Regions from separate parts of the Homo sapiens genome. Here region 2 is linked to region 1. A link is an interaction called in ENCODE POLR2A ChIA-PET data of the cell type or tissue named here. Cell type or tissue: MCF 10A. All regions are shown on one strand.

Region 1 (2,500 bases):
CCTTAAAGGTCTTCAAGCCAGGAGAATATGCATTTTCTCTGAGAATAGAAGGAAATACTTTAAATCATTATCAGCTAAAAATTTTTAAATCATAGCCAAGATTTTCAAACTGTCAGTGTAGGCTTACAGCATGACAGGCAGGCACAGGACTCTGGGCAGCAGAGTAGTATTTATAAACAAAACAGTGAAAAAAAACAAACAGTAGTAGTGTGGTTTTAATAAATTGGTAACATGTTCCTCTTACTATAATAAAATGCCCTAACTTTAACATAAATTCTAAAACTTGAAAAAAGTGGTTAATAACCATATGAAAGTCTGCAAAAAGACTGTTCTTTAATTCAAGATCCAAGTTCTGTTTGGGGTCCATGTGTTAGAATGGGCTACTCCGAGAAGCTGACTTTGATGTGAGTGTAAATAATCTATTTGGAAAGCGATTTCAGGAGCACAAGTAAGGGAATAGGGAAGTGAGACAGAAAGAAAATACTGGTATATTAGTAAACAGCTTACCACTGGGGTAGAACTAGATAAAAGTAAATACGGGGTATATTAGTAAACAGCTTACCACTGGGGGCAACCAGGGCTGCCCTGGTTGCCAATATGATAAGCAAGCTTATGAGATAAGGCATTATTATTTTACCCAAACTGAGTCCTAAAGATCTTGGCCACACAATTTGCCTAAGGTCACAATTAGTAAGAGGCAGAACTAGAGTTTAAAGTGTATATAACTTTAAAGCTCGTATATATTTTGGATTTGAGTCATTAGCATAAAAAGAATATCTGGAACAACTAAAGTAGATGAAAATTTCTAATAGGGAAAGAAGATAAGGCCAGAGAAAAATCTTGAGAAATGCCATATTTCAGAGATAGGTGGAAAAGAGGAGCCAGCAATGGGAAGAGCTTGATAGACACAGAAAAAATATAAAAAGATAAAAATGACATGGAAATCACAGAAGGAAAGCTTCCAGCAGACCATGGTCAATATCTTGCATTTTACAGAAAAATGAAGAAAGATAATCTGAAGAGGCAATTTGGATAGATGTTTCAGCTGTCACCAGCTGAAATAAATAAATTTCAAATGCATATTGGAAGAAAATGCAGAATTGTAAAGATTGGTATGAACTTGTGGTGAGGAAGTGTCAGTATTAAGAGTAGATAACCCTAATGAGAAGTTACACAGAAAAACAGAAAAACTACAGGTAGCTTGAGGGGATATAAATGTCAAAGTAAGAGTTTTTAGAAATATATATTCAATCTGGGTTTATCTGTATGTTGAATGGAATGAGTCAGTAGAGAAAAAGAAATGAGGATGCTAAGAGAGATTCAGATTTCATGATGCAATAGGAGATGAAGTAAGTGGTATAAGCATATAAAAAGAAGAGATAATGCTTCTCCTGAGACAGAAGTGCTCTACAGTGACGCAATTCCAGATGATGTTCTAGAACATGATGTTATTGTGCCTGTGGGCAGCTGGAAGAGAATCAGATCACTGGATCAGAGGTCAAAATATTAGGTGAGTTCTCTTGATACAGAGCAGAGTTCACCAAAATTTGTCTCTAAAGGGCCAAATAGTATTTTATTTAGTCTTTCTAGGTATAAGGTCTTTGTCACAACTACTACTCAACTCTGTCATTATAGCATGAAATCACTCACAGAAAAATAGGTGTGGTTTAGTTCCAACAAAACTTTATTAATAAAACAAGCAGGTGGCTGGATTTAACCCAAGGGCTGTAATCTGCTGACCCATGATGTAGAAGACTGAGTGCCTTACAGACCAATCCTGCTACAAATAACAGATATAAATTCTAGGAAGAAAACCTATTTGAGGCTTTGGAGATTTAACAAAAATAGATTTTGAAGAGGAGTCAACACCTGGAGCAAGTGATTTGGTTTTTGCAGTTTTTCCCTGGAGGCAGCTGCAATGGTGGTGGTGTTGGCACAAGGACTGGGGGAGGGCAGGCAGCAAAAACTCTTGCCATCTTTCTGACTGGAGGAAACTGGGGGAAAGAGCCTGGAAAAACCATAGGTGCTAGAGAATGATGCAGATGCCCAAGAAAGAAGACAGCCAGAAGAGGACAACCCCAGATTCTATGTTTAAACTCAGCCCAAGTCTCTGGCTGACTCCTGAACCATGTATGTGTGGGGCAATCTGAAAGCAGCTTAAAACTCAGGTTAAAAGAGCTGAATTGAGTTCTATGCCACTGCCTACTACAGGCAATGACAGTTTGCAATTTGAGTCTAACTAAGCTATTGATTGCAAAAATGAAAACATCAACATTATTTTTTTTTTAATTTAACTTTTATTTTAAGCTCAGGGCCAGGCACAGTGGCTCATGCCTGTAATCTCAGCACTTTGGGAGGCTGAGGCGGATGGATTACTTGATGTCAGGAGTTCAAGACCAGCCTGACCAACATGGTGAAACCTTATCTCTACTAAAAATACAAAAAATTAGCCAGGTGTAGTGGTGAACCCCTGTAGTCCCAGTTACTCGGAAGGCTGAGG
Region 2 (2,500 bases), 390 kb after region 1:
AATTTAGGTGCAAAGAAAAGAACATGAAGCATTTGAAAAGCATTCGAAGACAATGACACTGTAAAATTATTTTTCTGATGAGGAATCTGACTGTACATGTATCACCTAATGGTATATGATGGTGCTGGCAGGTGGCAATTGCCACCACAGAATACACATAAATCTTAAAAAACTACTGTACTTACTGTACTGCAATACATAGGGCATAGGCCAGTTGGTTTCAAAGACTTGTTGAGGAACCAGCCCTAACTCCCAAAATTTGTAGTGTCCTCTATATCTTTGACAAGCGTATATGACCATGGTAAGATTGTTTATACCTTATAGCTTATGATTGGCAATGGCAATATTCAGCCCTTGTCTTAAGCAGATTTCACTTGGCATAATGTATTTTTAACCACTTATTTTAAAACTATCTAAAGGCAAACAAAATGCAATAGTAGTATAATATGTCGTCGTCTTCCTTTCCTGCCATACTTGGTTAAGAGGATCTGATTATGTTTGAAAATTATGAAAAGCAAATGAAGTAGGTGTTTTTTTTCTCTGTTTCCATTTCTAACAGAAGGAAATGACACTGCCTGGAATGCTGCATAGCCTCCCTCTTGAGACTGGGGCTTTTGTTAGCTCCAAGAGTGCAAAGATATCATATTGGCATAACCTTACTAGGTGAAAAACCATTGTGAAGATTTAGGAATGCACTAAAAAAAATAGTAATACTTTTGAATAAAGAACACTCTTTGGCACACTTCCTATTACATAACTCTCAACATTTAATGACAAAAATCCAGCCAGTGAACATGACAACACTTGGAATTTGTTTTGCAAAATGCTACATACAGTATATGAAATTGCCATACATGGTAGCCCTGGTTTTTCATTTTTCATCTTCAGCTTATATATAATTCTTTGTATAAGGATAATTTTATTTTATTCCAAGTCACTAAACTTTACATTCTTGGTAGTGCTAAAAAAGACTAGACCCTCTAGGGCTGGAACTCTTTGGAACTGGCAGATCTGCACACCATGTCTCCTAACATATTGGTAAGTGTTTATGAATATGTAAATTGGGATTTAAAAAATCCAGGGCAATAGGTTATGGAAACAGTCATTGCCTCAGATTAGCTGATGTTAAACCAATAATAGTGTGTCAAAAAATGTTAATTTGAGGCCCAATTTCATTTATTATTCTGGTGTAAGTGACTAAATTGCACAGTAGCATAGTTGCAATGACTATTCATTTCATTACTTTGGTACATGGCATTTGAGCATTTTGTGAATCTGAGCATGCTGGTCTCTTCTGCCTGGGAGTGAAGTTTCACAAGGTAATCTGAATGACAAACATCTCAGAGCTTGCTCACATTCCTTGGTGGAATAGTCACTTCTGAGAGAAAGAGGTGTGGCTTCGTGGTCTGGGAAAAGGACTGCCAGCCAGGAACATGGAGTTCTTCTTCTGGAACTAGTTCTGTTTTCTTTTTGGATCAGCTAATGCTAACGAATATATCTAGAACTCAGTTCACCCAGTTTAAAAAGCTGGTTAGGGAAATCTAATTAACTGGGATGTATTGAGTAATAATGAATGAATATCTGTTAAACGATTTGAAATGAAAAGTGGTATGAATGCAACTGAGTTATTTGTATAAACTGATTAGTTTTATGAAACAAATAAATAATAGAACAGTTTTATTTTTGGGGAATATTACTCTAAAACAAGAAAATTTATTTTAATGTTTAGTTTATTTTTCTAAATATTTTTATTTCTAAGTGGTTTTAAGTTAATAAGCTAAATGTTCTGTATGATGCACATAATTAAATTCATGATTAGCTTCCATTTAAACATAAAGAGGTGGTCTCTTTGTTGTATATAACAGGTAAATCTTTTCTGAGGTCTCATGCACTGTAAGAATGTAGACATTATTAACCTTAATGTTCTACAGAAAAAAAAGTTAGGATCAAAGAAATGTATAGTCAATCTAGAGCTTGAGCAGGGTGGCATAATGAACTGCCTGTTTTAAAGTGATAAAGACTTCCAAGAATTAGATGTAGGTTCCAGAAAGAGAAAATTGTGCACACGTGTCCAAACGAAATGGGGGTACAGATGAGGGAGACCTAATGATTGAGTTATTGTGATGTTCTATATCTGAAAGAGTAAAGTTTTTTTAAAAAATCAACCTCAATTCCAAATGTTCCATTCTGGTGACATTGCTGGTCAGGGTTCCCCTATGCCAAATCCAGGCTCCCCAAATTCATCAATCTCATATGTGGGTTAAAAAAAAAACTCTAAAAATACATTGTGATTCTCTACACTAGGAAGCTTTAAATCTCCAATCTTTTCCCTTTTTAAAAAATGAAAACAAAACAATGGATCTTCATTTTTGTGTCTGGGATCTCAAATTTGGCTCTGAATATGTGTTTCAAATCTCATTAATTACAATATTGGTCCCAGGAGATACAGTTGCTGATGCAAAGAACACTCTTTGTACTCAACATAATTTGAACAAGGGCA

What was found. ChIA-PET counts read pairs that join two places held together with the same protein. Peaks named below come from ENCODE experiments on the same cell type or tissue, not always from the same donor. Only the 100,000 strongest peaks of a DNase experiment are listed, where the experiment ranks them.
Region 2: POLR2A ChIA-PET joins it to region 1 with 15 read pairs; 1 of 35 experiments calls an interaction of 5 or more read pairs at or near these places.

Annotation. Positions count from the first base shown.
Region 1 is chr5:82,147,282-82,149,781 of GRCh38, reverse strand. All of the region lies in intron 3 of ATG10 (autophagy related 10), which reads right to left. Among named protein-coding and RNA genes, the nearest start is that of RPS23, 130 kb to the left of the region's middle. In MCF 10A, no CTCF peak of the experiment used is centred here; a DNase peak (open chromatin) is centred at 1,411.
Region 2 is chr5:81,754,371-81,756,870 of GRCh38, reverse strand. No RefSeq gene overlaps it. Among named protein-coding and RNA genes, the nearest start is that of SSBP2, 4.5 kb to the right of the region's middle. RefSeq lists a cis regulatory region at 1,980-2,065. In MCF 10A, no CTCF peak of the experiment used is centred here; a DNase peak (open chromatin) is centred at 1,360.